Regions from separate parts of the Mus musculus genome. Here region 2 is linked to region 1. A link is a loop called in an ENCODE intact Hi-C map of the cell type or tissue named here. Cell type or tissue: left cerebral cortex. All regions are shown on one strand.

The links. Peaks named below come from ENCODE experiments on the same cell type or tissue, not always from the same donor. Only the 100,000 strongest peaks of a DNase experiment are listed, where the experiment ranks them.
Region 2: a loop joins it to region 1, with 15 times the contacts of the local background. A loop is called at or near these places in 3 of 42 quality-filtered maps.

What each region holds. Positions count from the first base shown.
Region 1 is chr12:100,932,410-100,940,409 of GRCm38, forward strand. It overlaps Ccdc88c (coiled-coil domain containing 88C), which reads right to left. Exons shown (of 30, transcript NM_026681.5): 18 at 7,676-7,861; 19 at 6,588-6,749; 20 at 5,421-5,698; 21 at 3,217-3,360; 22 at 750-936. A630072L19Rik (a long non-coding RNA gene) reads left to right here and starts at 5,695. Exons shown (of 5, transcript XR_003950128.1): 1 at 5,695-6,242; 2 at 6,342-8,000. In left cerebral cortex, a CTCF peak has its summit at 3,856 (motif pointing right); DNase peaks (open chromatin) are centred at 2,666, 2,883 and 3,855.
Region 2 is chr12:101,357,344-101,365,343 of GRCm38, forward strand. No RefSeq gene overlaps it. Among named protein-coding and RNA genes, the nearest start is that of Catsperb, 43 kb to the right of the region's middle. In left cerebral cortex, a CTCF peak has its summit at 4,344 (motif pointing left); a DNase peak (open chromatin) is centred at 4,319.

The DNA.
Region 1 (8,000 bases):
AGACTAGAAAGACCTTGGGCTCTCCAAGTCACCTCCGTCTTGTGCCTTTGTAGCATAAAAGCTGTGTTGGAGAACCCAAGAGTGGCTGTGTCCCAACAAAGCTTCACTCACACACTGACAAAAACTTCACGTAATTTTCACTAGCCACAAAGTATCGTTCATTTGAATTTTTAGTTCCAACTGTTAAAAATGTCGAGAGCTGTTCTTAGTCTGTGGGCTGAGTAGGCGCAGGTGGTAGGGAGGGCCTGGCCTGTGGGCTGAAGTTCACAGATTTTGTTTTAGGACAGCACTGTGGTGTGGTGGGAAGGCCCAGAGGCTTTGAAGGCAGAGACTGGGCTCCCATCCTACTCGCAGTGGGTCTCTCAGAAATCAAACTCTCTGTTCAACGGGAGCTATCTGAAATTCTATCTAAAGGAGGGCTTTGCTTCCCATAATGGTCATTTCTGACTCAGCTCTGCGTCACCAACCACTGGATCCCCCAGCCCCAGGATCCAAGCTGGACAGCTACCCTCAAACCCAGACCAGTTTGCCCATGTAGCTGTCTACTGAAAGAGGTTACCAAAGATGGTGCTACCATGTCCCGAAGGACCAATGGGAGACACTGCCAACCTCATGGGGCAAATATCAGACAAGGTGGCTTCTGAAATGTTCCTACCACAGGTGGCACTCTGATCTAACCTTGGCTTCAAGGACATCTCAAGTCTCTGAGAAGCTACCTGGGAGGAGGCTGGTCCCTCACAGTGTCTCACCTCACAGTGGTTGTCCATCTTGGTCAGAGAGATGTCCATGCTCTGGTGCTGCTCCTTAAGCTCGTCGAAGCGCACCTGCCAGCGGCTCAGCTCCAGCTGAGAGTTGTTGAGCGAGGTTTTCAACTCCTTGGTGTGGGCGTGCAGCTCTTCATACTCCCCTTTCAGCTGCTGGTGCAGGAAGCTGATCCTAGGGTTGGAAAGCCATGGGGCAGAGGGGCTAAAACGCACTCCAAAAGACGGAAAGGCCCGCGCTGTGGGTCCTGTCTCTGCTCTGACAGGTGCAGGCATGCAAAGTCAACCTGTGCATAATGTAAGAACACTGAGCAAAAATCGCTGCTTTTCTAACTGTGCTCTGGGGCTCTAGGACGACATCCCTGATGCCATACTGGTCTAGGTGGGGGGAGGAGGACAAGAACCAGGTTAAGACACTGAACACAAAAGGACATCGTGGACTGTGCCTCCCAGAGACGAGGAAGAATCTACTTGCTGTCCCCAGACTCTCTGTACAGAGGGATTATCTGAGGAGCTTTGCCTCCCGTAACAGCCAGCGTGACCCAGCTCTGTGTCACCAACCACTGGCTCATCCAGTCCCAGGAGCTAACCTAGGCAGCTACACTCGAACCCAGGCCGTTTTGCTCATGTCTACTGAAACGAAGAAGACATCTCAGCCTATTGTAAAAGACATGGCCTTTTACATTATAGTTTAGGCGTTCTGGTATAAGTGAAAGACAAAACAAAACAAACAAAAAGCTGTGCTAATAAAAGAAAAACAGAGAATTTTTTTTTTCTCTAAAATGCTGTGCCCAACAGTCCCACCCAGCCGTGATGCCCATGAACCACATCAGCCACCAGCACAGCCTGATAATCTTACAAGTGTAATAGTGGTGCGAGCACCTCGGTGGTAACCAATTGGAAACCTACCTAAATAATCAGGTCTGATGCACTCATAATTAATTACGCTTTTGTAAGAAAACATATGGAGTTAGTCACTGAAAAAAAAATAAAATAAAAAAAATGCTGTGCCCAACTCGGTGGGGCTTTCTAACTCCTGAGATTATAAAATGGGATGTGTAGGTAAGGGACTATGTAAACCTACAACAATACAATTATTGCCGTCCTAACTCTCATAATTCAGCTAGCTTTCCAAAAACTTGACTCTCAGGCTGGAGAGACGGCTCAGTAGTTAAGAGCACGTGCAGCTCTTGCACAGGGCCTGATTCCCACACCCCTGCAGGGACCTCACACTAACTATAAACTCCAGCTAGAGGAAGAGCTGCCATCTCTGCCTCCACGGGTAGCTGCACTCATGTGCACACACCCACGCACAGATACACACAATTATTAAAACACAGAAGTAAATCTTAAAAACCCCAGCTGCATATGAGGTACCTGGCCTCACAGAGTGGAAACAGGAATGACCTGATCCCAAGGTGGCCAAATTCTGTCCATTACAGGTCACAGTGTTTGTGACCGTCCAAATGCTCCGAATCACAGCCTGTGCACCCGAGGGGGCAGCATTTCCCTAAATGCTTGCCAGGGCCCCTTTGCTAGGATAAAGGAACACCAGGACGTGGAAGGAAGCAGTGTTTCCCCCAATCGGACTTGAAACAATACAAGGTCTGGACTCAGTTCTGGCTCTTGTTAACCAAAGGTTTCACCTTGAGTGTTACCTGATCTCTGAGCTACCAGATTTCCTCATCTCTACAACAGGAAGGGGCGGCAGCCAGCAGTCCAGATCTATTAAATTGCTGCAAACATGGAATTGGTGGACACTGAACTTTGCTCCTAGGGAGAACACCGGGCTCTCCTTGGTTTACAATGCAGTTTTGGGTGAGTGCCTGCTCCAAGGCGCTTTATGTAACAGCCTCGAGCCAGCCTCCAGGCAAGGGAAGCTTATCTGACACAGGTTTTTTTCTCTGCTATTCTGTATTCAGAGACACTGACTACACCAGAGCACTGTGCCCCAGGGCTGTTTTACACAGCAAGATAAGGACTCTACACTAAACACTAAAGACCTGCACGGACCAGATCCTGTTCGTAAGGGGAGGGATGTAACAAGGCAGCTGGATGAACCTGATGACACAAATATCCTGCGAGCTCTGCATGTCTACAAAAGATCCACAAATAGGAATGAGATTCTGGTTACAATGAAGCCCTAGTGAGTGGCTGCATCTGTTGACTAAGGAAGACCACAGTGGCTCCTGGGGGCTGGGCTCACATCCGAAGGGGACTATGCCTACCCAGATACATGACCCATCCCTTCCTTGGACTGGCTGAGTACCACCACCTAGCCCGCGCCAGCACAGCCCTCCACTCCTTCCCTAGCCAAAATCATGCAGTTCATAAGAACACGTGACCAGGAGTTCACCAGCCTCCACTAGTGGTTTTCAGAGAGGCCTGGTCTGGACGAGCTATTGATGTCACCCCCACTACTGCCAGGGCTGGGCGTGCCTGCCCCTGTGCTCACCTGTCCAGCTCTCCTCGAAGCCTCTGGTTCTCGCTCGTGGCAATGGCGTTGGTCTTCTGCTCCCGCTCAAGTGCCTCCCGCTCGGTGCTCAGTACTTTCTCCAGCTCCTCCAGCTCTGCCTTACGCTGCTGTAAGTCTCCGTGCCTAGTGGCGGAAGCATGGCCAGGCTTTATCTACCACAAGCAACTCACACTCCGGGAAACTGGAACATACCCTCTCAGAAAGAGGGGGGATTCCTCTGAAACCTTTTCTCTGGGGAGAGGTGAGAGGCTGGACGGCAGGGAAGCAAGAGAAATGTTGCCAGAGTGGGGTCGTCCATCACTGGCTCCCCCAGTGTCAGGTTCATCTTCTATTCCCTGTCATGGCCTGTCTCCTTTTGTAGGCCGCCCGAGAGCATTAGGGTTTTACTCTACACCTTTTAGAGACTTGTGCTACAAAGTGGCTCATTAAGAACCAGTAGATCTAAAGGAAACCACAGAATAAACAGCTAAATTCCGTGTATGAAGCAGCTAATCCCCCCTCACACCCTCCTGTATGGGAGCCCACATATCTGTTCCTGGCATTGGGAGTGGGTGGGTGAGACCTCCCTGCCATGATGAATTTTCTTTCTCACTCAATCCTTGCAGGTTGCACAGCTGCCACTGGGGGGCAGCATAGCACAAGGGTAGAAAAGTGACAAACCCTGACTGTCACCCTAGACTCTCCAAGTCAGTGAGAGGAGAGGCCTGAGGCAGGTTCCTCAATCATCCTGCTCAGAAATCTGCTCCCTCCCCCCTCCCCCACTTCTCTTCTGAGTTCATAGCAGTAGCACGGTTGGGGTCTCCAGTCTCTTCTCTAGTCCCACCCTCCACATCAGCTGCACCTGGATCATCTCACTGGAGCCCCAAGTAGGAAAGTCACTTAATGGCCAAAGTGCAGAGGTGGCCCCATCATGGTGGGGGATGAGATGAGAGAACCGTCGGGCTTCCACCTAAGTTAGTGATTGTGGGGGAATCATGGAGGTTGACAAATAAAGGCCACAGACTGACCAGCAGGGCTGCCTGCCTAATCCCTGCTCCCCGTGTGGCACTTCAGCAGGGCACACTCAGCCCACAGGCTTTTGGGGTCTGGCTTACTACCACTGAGCCTTTGACAAGACAGTAAGTTTATGGCAGGAGTCCAGTTAGGTAGCAGATGAGAACTCAGACTTTACTCAGTGCTGTGTGACAGACACTCACAGCCCAGTGCACAGACGGAAGGAGCCTCCAGCTATGTCCAGCCAAGGACACTAAGTAGCTGACAAGACAGGACTTTGGACCCTCAGTATGTGCGCTCAGGGATCTAGAACCCTCGGTGCATGGGCAGGAGCTCAGCCAACAGTGGGTGAATCAACGACACAGGAGCTCAGCCAACAGTGAGTGAATCAAGGACACACATCCCAGGACCTGGGATGCTATGGTGAAAAGTTAGCACATAGTATTTTTCAACATATGCAAAGTATACCTTTAAAAAAAAAAGAAAGAAAAGCACCTGGTGTGGATTAAAGGATGAAGGTAGTGTGGGCATCTGGGGGGGGCAGCTGAGGGCTCAGCTCCCTCCCTCCCTCTCTCGACCTTCCAACTGTGCTGAGATCAGAGGTGTGGGGTTACTCTGTGTTTTGTTGTACACGTTAAATACTTAACATAATGGGAGGATTTGGGTTGGTCCCCCCGCCCCGCCCCCTCCTTTAAGCAAGCATTCTAGCCTCAGACTTGGAAAAGGGATTCTGAAGTGTGGATAAACACAACCCTGCACAATGGTAGCCAGAATTTTCCCAAGGGTGTAGGTCAGACGGAGGAGGAAGGAGAAAGCATTCTTAGAGAATAGGTCTCCAAGTGTCTACACTGGGCCACCCAGAACCAGCGTGGGCCATGGCACTCCTTGGCCCCAGTGTCCCCTGCCACAATCCCCAGCTGGACAAACAAAAAGGAAGCAGAAGTTGCTAAAGGCTCTATTTCCTTCCCTTGAGAAAGCTCAGGTGCAAGCAACAATGCAGAGCAGCCTGCCAAGAGGAAATGTGGGGGAGAGACGAGATGCACTTGGCCCTTAGGAAAGTACCACAAGCTCTGTGACAGCCTAAGGGGCTCAACACAGCAGCTGCCTCCACCACAGGCCGTCTCCCCACACCAGCCTGCCTGTCCCCAGCCTCGGCCTCCCTTGCCTCCAGGCCCCCCCCCACCTCTCACCTCTCCCCCAGCTCCTTGTGCTCCAGCTCCAGGTTCCTGTGCAGCGTCTTCAGGCAGCTGTGCTGGCGGATGAGGGCCTCATACTCTGAGGACTGGCACTCGTACAGGGTGCCCAGGTGCTTGTGGTCCTGCAGCAGGGCTTCATAGACGGCTGCCAGCTGCTCCTGCTGCTGCTGCAGACCCTCGTGCTCGGCCTCCTTGGCAGCCTGCTGGCTCTGCAACACCGTGTACTGTGCACTGAGCGCTGCGTTCTGGGAACTCAGTGTGGAATTCTCCACCTGGAGGGAGAGCAGAGAGCCCTGCGAGTGATCAGGCCGAGGATGACCAGCAACAGCCAGCCTCAGAGGGACCTCAAGGCAGGCCAGCCGGGGACAGTGCTACCGGAACTTGAGGACTTGGCTTAGGAAGTGGGGCCAACATGGCAAAACGCTGGCTGCGAGAAGGATATCATCCTGAGCCAACTCCAGAAATCATGTCCTCCGTCTACGTGAGCCCCTTGCATGTCATTACTGATTATTTTTAAAGCCTATTTTCTTGAGTACCAGATAATACTGTCAACCAATTGATTTTTACATATTTATTTTTGTGCTGTTGGGGCCTGAACCAAGGACCTTGTGTACATGCTAAGCACTTTTATTAACGGGCCACATCTGACCACCTGAGTTTTTAAAGTATTCTAACACAACCCCAAGACATTAAAAACTGAACAGGGGCCAGAACTGCTCTTATATTAAAACCAGACAAAGACTTTTTCCAAAACAAAGTAACAAACCAACATCCTATTTTCTTATTTTAACAAAACAAACCCAACTTCTCTGCCAAGTAAGTTTCCTGTTTATTGTCTCTGCCCCATATGTAACTTTCCAACTTTTCCCAGAAATTACATTAATGAATAATTTTTCATTTCCCCATCACCTATAGACCACAGGATAAGCAGACTGAGGGGCTGGCCCTGCTGGCTGCTTCCAGCAGAGGGAAGCCAGGTCACAGCCTCATTTGCCCTCTATCAGCATAATACAGGTATACTGCACAGAAACTGTTCCACCAAGCTTAAAAAGAGACTGTATACATCTACGGTATACAGTAAGCCTCTTAGCAACCAGCCTGTCTCCAGGTCCCCCTGCCTGGCCTTGCAGCTCCCACGAGGCACCATTAGCGTCCTGCTACCTGCAGCTTCGCAGTCTGGGTCTGCAGCGTGGTGGTGTGCTCTTGCAGGAAGGCGCTCTGCTTCTGTAGGGTCAGGATCTGGCTGCTGAAGGACACGTTCTGAGTCTCCAAGTGCTGTAGTTGCTCCTTCAGCAGCTGCCTCTCGGCCTGAAGAGCTGCGTTCTAGGGGAGAAGCACGCGCCAGTTACACACAGCATGGTGAGCATAGGGCCTGGGGTTTTACTGAACCTTCAAGGGCAGAGGTAGCTGGGGGTCTTCAGGTACGGGAAGTTAATAGTTTCTGTCTTGGAAAAGGACAATGAATAGAATTTACAGAGACAATATAGGGACTACTGCCTGGGCCCTGGGGCATACAGGCACGAATGCCACTTACATGAGTCCCTTTGTTTCCTTTGGTGTGGAATACCCCAAAAGTACTTTTCTGTGAGCTGAAGCCACTCCCCCCACTGACTACAGAGCTCAAGCCCTCATCACTAGCTGTCCATATCCCTGAGACAGCGAGTGGAACAGGAAACTAACAAAGGCCGTATCTATTACGCCACTGATCAGGCTAAGAGGCAGGGCCCGGGCTGGTGCTACCCCTCATCAGCATGCCTTGGCGAAAGCCTCTAATGTTGTCTCAGCTCTCTTGTCCATTGAGAATCATCGGGATGGACTTCATGAAGTCACTGCTGTGAAACAAACAGAACTGGAGGACTTAGCATGCACTGGAGACCTTTTTCTGATAAGGGCCAAGAGTAAGTACTCTCAGGTCTGGTGGCCACATTATCTCTGTCCCAACGACGAAAGCTGCCCCTGCCCTGGCAGTGGGAAAGCAGCCAGAGCACGTGCAAATATAAAAGGTGCGGCTGCATGTCAATAAAGCTTTGCTTAGATACAGCTTGGGAGGAGAGGCTGGGATGCAGCTCTGGAAAACCCAACACGATGGGGATGAGGCTGGTGGATCTGCTCTGGGCGTGTCACAGCAGGTAGGCTTCAGCCCGGGAGACTGGGTGTGCTCCCCCTGGGCCAGGACAACTCAGCAGTGACAGTCTGCTATACTGGGACACCTGCAAACAGTGTGGTCACTTTGCGGGCAGCCCACTCACACTGCGCTCCAGCTCGATGGCCCGGTCCTTCACACGGAGTAGCTCCATGGTGGCCTCTTTATGGCTGGGCTCCCAGGCCTCCTTCTCTTGGTGACTGGTGACCTTGCCCGGAGGGCGCTTCAGTGCGTTCTGTGCCTTGTCTCCACCCTCTTGGGTCTGCCTCAGCTGCTCATGTTCTTTCTTTATCTGCAGGCCATGTTGAAAAGCAGACTCAGGTGGGAAGGAGCCGCGCAGGAACCCCAGGAGTGGGTAGGGAGGGACCCCTCACAGAGTCTCAGACACCCACCCACGCACCCCCCCCCCCCGAGGAGGGATGGGCCATGTG
Region 2 (8,000 bases), 420 kb after region 1:
ACCAAGATCCAAATGTAGGGTGGTGCTCACATTGAGTGGCAGACACTACCAATAGAGCCATCTGCCCAGCTTTTTATTTAGTTGTGGTGTTTTCTTGTTTGTTTTTTTTTGTTTGTTTGTTTTTGGTTTTTTTTGTTTTTGTTTTTAATGTGGGGAGGATGCCAGTGCTCCATGTTTAATGTTTTTTTTTATCAGCCAAGGGGACCAGATAACTCAATGGGATTTGGTGCAGAAGAAAGATCCATCAAACCGGTATCATTGACTAACCCTGTGCACAAAGCACATCATTAATCTACTATGATCAAGTTGAGGGCATTCTGGTGAAGGGTTCTGAATATCTTCCTTTTCATCCCTCCCAAAATCTGGGATACTTATTCTATTGTTATATATTATTCATGTTATATTTTAAAAATAAATTTAAGAAACTATTTTAAAATTATGCATAGTTGCAGCCTAGAGAAATTAAGGTGGTGCCTTATAATGTCAATTCAGAAGCTTTATTTGGCACATTTAGTGCAACTGGTAATTGCAAATTCTACTTGGCCTGTGTAGGTAAACAATATAGACTGTTACTTTGTTGGCCCTATGAAATTCTGCACTCTACCTACATGACTTAATACTCGAGTGCATTCTTTTCCTTTTTCCCCCATGCTCATTACGCCTTAATTCTGAGGTTAATATGAAGATAGAATATAATACTTTTAAAAATTGCAAATTTACATAGGAACTGATTTTCTAAAGTTGATGGCTGAATGTTAAAATGTTATTTTCACATCAATTATAATCTTGTCACAATCCACTTAATGAAGTTTGATTACATTTCAGTGAAAATTATATTCCAGAATAGGGTTTTTTTTCTTCCTGGGATGGGGGTAGATAACTTTACTACAATTAGTTCATATGGTGCAGAATTTCCTGCAAGTGTGCCATCTGTGATAATTTAAACATACTCAAACAAAGGTAAATGCACAAAATTGCTGCTGCTTAGATCACTGCAGCTTCTAGGACCCAGTTTCTTTTACTGATTTAAAGACAAAATGGAAAATATAATATAAAACATTGTGCCTGAAAAACAAACTAAAAATGAGCTGATGTACTACATCTAGTTCTGTGATGGAAAACAAATAATCAAAACTTGAAACTGATCTTACTGCATCACTGAGACTCTTCACTAAAAGTGTTTAGACACACTGCATTAACGTAATGAAACCTATTTTAAGTACTAAATGTCATTTTCACCTACTTACAAAATCCAAATTATATATCACAGAGTCAGGTCTCTGAAATTACAGAAACTGAGTGGGAGAGAATGTGAAGTGATGAAATACATTATAGTACCTGCAGCTGAAAGTGAAGTATTTGCTCAGAACGGTTGTATGGAAAAGACAAAACACTGATGAGGTGATGAATAATAACACATAGCCCTCTTCCTTTACTTAATCCCTTGCAGATAAACTACAGACCTCCATCCCACATGGGAATTTCTATTCCACTCACAGATAATTTTTATCATGCAGATCCTAGCAAACCCATACCGAGAAATCAATTTCACAAGTCAAAGGTAAATAATTTGTCTATAAATGAACTTCTGCAGTGTTTGGTTCATATTTTAAAAATCACTGTCCTCATTTAGATAGGTTAGCTGATATGGTACTTGCCATCAAGCCTGAATCTCAGATTGACCCTAAGGAAGTAGTAGAAGGAAAGAACTTCTCTGGACTCTATCCACACACCATAACAAACTCACCACACACACACACACACACACACACACACACACACACACACACACGCAAATTCACCACACACATGTATACTCATGTGCACACACACAAACACTCCATATATACTTAATACATGCATACATACTTACTTACAGTTTTTAAAGAGTATTTATACTGTAGATGGACACAGTTAGAGGACTCAGTGAGATATTTCAGCTATTTTTCATATTTCTCAAGGACTTCTGCTGTCCCCTTTTCAGCCACTGCATTTCACCTTCACCTATGCTCAGACACTACTTTCCAGCCAAGAAGTCTCAATGGACTCTCTCCTTGACTTTTCAGCTCCCAAATAAGTCTCAAAGGAGACAAATAGACAAAGAGCACTGTGCTTTCAAAGGAGAGAACTTACAACTTTATCTTAACTTCAACAATTACTTGTGCTAGCATAGGCACATTTAAACTCCTGCTACATCATGCTTAGAAGATAGGCTGTCTCCTTGGAACTGGACAGCCACCTATCTGGAGGTTAGAAGAGCATGATGGATCAGAGGGAAATGTTAGAGTTCAGAGAAAAGGGTACTTGGTGGTGAACCTCTGGTGTCTGATGTGTAAACAAACATAGACATACTACACCAAATTGGCATGTCTTTTGCTAAGAACTATTTGGTATCTTCCCATTACTTTCAAAGCAAAAGTGTGGCGTTTACATCATACCCGATTCTTTTGAGTGAGAGGCAGAAAGACAAAGCCTGAGTAGTCTCCCCTTAGGGATCTCCAGTAACTAAAATTGGAATCTTGACTATGCCACAGAAGAGCATTCCAGGATGAGGCAGACCCAGGGAGCGCTCAGTTTGGACAGTAAAGACAAGGAAGCCATGGGATATACCTTACACTTAACCATTGTTAAGCACTGTTGTTCAGAGACAGGGACCTTAAGTGTCATATTATTTCTGAAATGTATGAAACTACATTGTTAAAAGATGCGATTTACAACTATGTCAAAGATGAAGTAAAATTTAGCCTTACTCAAAGTTTTATAAGGAGGCTTTTTAAAAAGCTTGCTGTACTTGTTGATTTATCTCCCTTATATATTTCCTTTGGACTGATGTACTGGGAACAACATTCCAGCATGCTAGACAAAGACAGATGACTCTCTGTGAGATGTAAAGCCAAGGCCTTGACCAGTCTGGCTAGTCAAAGGAGAATTTCCTTTTGTAAATGAGATGTTAGGTGGTTTGTGCAGTTCATTGGTCAAGTTTCAGGGTGAGAATAGAGTGCTAATATAGTTAAACTCAAACATCACACGACTTCTGGTCCTAAGCAAACAAAGCCCACTATTCCTAAATTCTGCTGTGACAGGCCATGCAGAAAAAGGATTATTGTCTCTGCTCTAAATCCAAGTTGTAGTTTGATTTTGCCAGGTGTGTTGAAGTTCTAGACACTAAGCCAAACAGAAATCCATATCAGGTTCTGGGACGAGAGACCTCCCCTTCTCCTTGCCCTGTCTTTTCATCATGCGTCAACATGACAGCCAACGCGCACCGCCCCCCCCCCCCAAGCTCACTCTAGCCTAGGCATGTTGGCCTCTTTTCTGTTTCTCTGATATGTTCCCAAGTCAGGCCTTTGCAGCTGCAAGAACACCCCTTCATCTTCTGTCACATGTCACACCCCATTGTGACCAGAAGTTCTGCTCTAAACAGTGAGTCACTAAGACACTGAGTTCTCCAACTACAATTTCTTTCAAAGATAAGAACCTGTCTTCTTACTATGCCAAGTTCCTCCATTGACATAAGTTGTTTTTGCTTAGATATCCTTACTTTCCTTTGATTCCTCCTGTTGCTTTATACCTTGGACCATCTGCCTCTAGACCATGCTCAGCCTCATGGGTTGGGGATGGGGTGGCAGAGAATCAATGGCTTAGACTCCAGGAGCAGGTGAGAACTCCACAGCAAGCTCATGAGAATACTTCCAAAATCTCCTTTATTAGTTCCCCTGGAACACCCTTTATACCTTCAACCTGTCTCCCATTGGACAACCTTGTGCACACAAGTCAGAGAAACTTACTGTGAAAGGAAAAGTCATAACAAGGAAATTGTGTCTTTTTTGCAATGTTTATGAATAAAATGTCCATGAATAACCTGAAAGAATTATGCAGAAATATCGTTTCATTACAATTTTCTTCATCTCATCTCCTGGATAAGCACTTTATGAAAATCTACACCCCCAATGCCTCTTATCTTATCATTAATGAATTTTCTTCTAAAATTCTTGAAACTTTATTATTCAGAGAATAAATGTTTTCTAAACACTCATTTTGGAAAAAACTACAAATTATAAAAACAAGTCAACATTTGTTGCTTCTGCCTACAGGAAACTGGCAAATACAAACAGTGTGCTAATGTTACCAGTCGGGCAATGTGCAAGTGCTCAGAACATCAAAAGTTTTCCCATGCTGTTGCTTTCTCAGATTGCAAAGAAAAGGTAAAGCAATTTGTATTACCTCATGATGGAATGGCTTCCTGTTCCTGTGAGGGGAATTGTGCCTTTTAGTTAGACATAACTGCTCACAACCTGCTATTACTCCAGTTCTTGAGATCTGATGCCCTCTTCTGGCTTCCACTGGCAGTGTATTGACTCAGCTTAGAGACAAAAATCCATTTACATAAAACCAATGTTTTTTTAAAAAAACAAAATAAAATTTCACATGTGGAAATAACATCTACTATGACCTAGAACTATGACACCACTGAAAGGATCTGACTCTTGTACATGGAAGAGTTAGTTATCTAAACTTATCTCTAATGTAAAACAAAAATACCTACTCTGAACTCTTTGTTGCATGCAACACTATAAAGAAAGATACATGTATATTAGCGCACACACAATTAACACTAGTAATAGTAATATTAATAAATTAATTTAACTCACTCAAATTCATTTTGGTTTGTTGGATATTATTCCCTTTCCTGGTTTCCCCTCTGAAACTCTCCTATCCCAGCTCCCCTCACCCAGCTTCTATGAAGGTGCTCCCCAAACCCATCCACTCCTACCTCACCACCCTGGCATTCCCCTACACTGAGAAATCGAGCCTTCACAGGACCATGGGCCTCTCCTCCCATTGATGCCAGACAATTCCATCCTTTGCTACATATGTGTCTGGAACCGGGTCCCTCCATGTGTACTGTTTGGTTGGTGGTTTAGTTCTGGAAGCTCTGGAGGGATCTGGTTGGTTAATATTGTTTTTCTCTCTATGTGGTTGCAAACCCCTTCAGTTCTTCAGTCCTTTCTCTACCTCCTCCATTGGGATTTCCAGGCTCAGTCCAATGGTTGGCCATGAGCATCTGCCTCTGTACTTGTCAGGCTCTGGGTTTGGTGTCTGTATATGGGATGGATCCCCACGTGGGGCAGTCTCTGGATGGCCTTTCCTTCAGTCTCTGCTCTATACTTTGTCCCCATATTTCCTTTAGACAGGAGTCATTCTGAGTTAAAAGTTTGGAGATGAGTGGGTGGCCCCACCCACCAATTGGGGGCCTTGACTAACCTCTGGATATGGTCTCTACATGTTCTCCCTCTCCTTGAGCATTTCAGTAAATCTCATTCCTGTTGGGTCCTGGGATCCTCTTGCTTTCCTGGCATCTGGGCCTTGTTGGTGGCGACCCCAGTTCCCCATCCTTCATTGCTCAACATGTCTGTTCAAATTCCTGACCCTCTGTATATCATCCCTGTCTTTCTCCTTCCATACCTGATCCTGCCCCATTTCCCCCGCTCCCACTCCTTTCTTCCTCCCAAGTACCACTTCTACTAGTTTACCTGTTTTCTCCTGTATTTCTTTATGGGAGTTATTTATGTTCTTCTTAAGATCCTCTATCAGCATCATGAGATGTGGTTTTAAATCCAAATCTTGCTTTTCTGGTGTGTTGGGGGTATCCTGGACTTGCTGTGGTGAGAGAACTAGGTTCTGATGATGCCAAGTAACCTTGGTTTCTGTTGCTTAGGTTCTTGCACTTGCCTCTTGCCATCTGGTTATTTTGGTGTTAGTTGGTCTTGCTGTCTCTGACTGGAGCCTGTCCCTCCTGTGTGCCTGTGACCTTATGCTCTTAGTTATGTCAGTACTCCTGGGAGACCAGCTCTCTCTGGATGGGATTTGGATGTGGAGAGCTGTGTCACAGGATTAGCTCTGAGGCACCAATGGCAACTAGAAGGACCCTGCCCCTAGCTGTTTCCTGGTTCTTGTGTCCTGTGTGCTCCTGGTAGGTCCCTCTTTGGCCATTTACTGAATCAAAACTGGTGGTTACTCATCTGTGCTCTCTCATGTGATTTAGCAGTGCCTCTTCTGGATATACATTCTAAGGACTTAGTCAATACACCACAGAGATGTATGCTCACACATGTTTATTGCTGCAGTACTCACAATCACTAAGAAATGAAACTATCTTAAATGCTCATGGATAGACAATATTTGTCCAAGAGCATTTTTCAGCACTAAAGAAAACAAGACATGAAATCATGATATTTTCAGGAAAATACCTTTTGATGGTACTGCAGATCATCGTGTTTAGGGAAATAAGTCAGGCTTAGAAGAGGAGTACTGTGTTTTTCCTCATATGAAGACTACACTTAAATTTATATTGGGGGAGTAGAAAGTAGAAAAGCAACCACATAAGAGGAGTAGAAGATCTTCAATTGTGGTAGACAGATAAGAGTATTTCTGTGACACAAAAGCAGAAAGAAGCTCTGCTTGGGGAGAAGAAGGTTATTTCAGAGAAGAGGGTGCAAAACAAAAACCCAATGTACAATGAGAGTTAGGGAAGATAAGTTCCTGATATGTATATGTAAGATTATGTGTGTGTATAAGAAAACTACATAGTGACACATATCACTTTGTATATTAACTTCAGAGTTTTTAAAAGTTATGAATCTCATTACTATGTATGCTGCCTTGGAATTTTCAAGAATTTGGTTGTGATAGACCATTTCCATGTCTGAAAGGCAGTGATCCTAAGAGTCATTCCACTTAGAATAGCCAAGGTTCTGCAAACATTTCATTCATTTCCTGGCCAGAAATGATAGTATTGAATTTTCCATTCTTATACGCATTCATGGAATTTGTATTTTAGGTTCATCGTTTCAAGTTTCCAGTCACACAATACCCAGTTGTTTTGGAAATTTTCAGTGAAAGAGATAAAGTCTCCGCAGAACCTCCATATTTAGTTACCATGACTGAAGTGAATATGAGGAAAAACTGGCAACTAAGTATGGCTTTCTCCCTCCTCTGCTTATCTTACAAGTCATTCTCTTATTAGTGGTTTTCAAAAATGAGTGGATTGCAAAGCCTGTTCACATGAGAAATAGCCAGGAGAATTTGGAAAAGGAGTTGAGTCACAGGCATGTTCACATTCACCATTGTCATGTTCTTTTTTGTTCCCATCACATCTGGTATACTGAATTCAATTGACTAAGATCATTTTCTTATATGAACTCAGGACTGGAGATATTGCTCAGTATTAAAGGAGTATATTGCTCTTATAGAGAACTCAAGTCAAGCAACTCACATAATGTCTGTAACTCCAGCTGCAGGGCGTCCTATGTCTCTACCCACATACAAAAATAATTAAAAACAAATATTTAGCAAATAATTTGCCAGAAACAAATGAATCTGAAAGTCATGTTGTAGATTAGTAGCAATGATGATTGAGTTCGTGCTCTGTACCTGTTGTATGTATCTTTACTAATCACTATCACAGCAGTTACCAAAATGTTCTAAGTGTTTGCATGTAGTCTGCAGGATATGTTTCTAATTATGTAAGTAAAGTTTCACAAAGATTTTCTTTTTAGTTGAATGTGGTAACACACAGTTATAATCCCAGCAATTGGTGGGTAAAGGAGGGAGAGTCAGAAGTTCAAGGTCAATTTCAGTTCTATAATGAGATAGGAGCAGCCTGGGCTACATTAGACATTGTTCCAGAAAGAAAGAAGAAGAAAAAAAAAAGGAAAGAGAAACAAAGAGAATGGGGATTTTGCAGTAAAAGATCTAAAAAGAAACAGGCACATTTTACAACATAAAAGGAAATTTATTTAAGTTCAGTTTTACTCCAAAGATAAAATTTTTACTTGTGTGAATATTTTTAGGTAATTAATAGATAAATCAATAAACAGATACCTACATACCTACATACATGTACACACATACATATACACACATACATGTACACACACACACACACACACACACACACACACACACACACACACACACACGGAGAGAACATCTGGGAC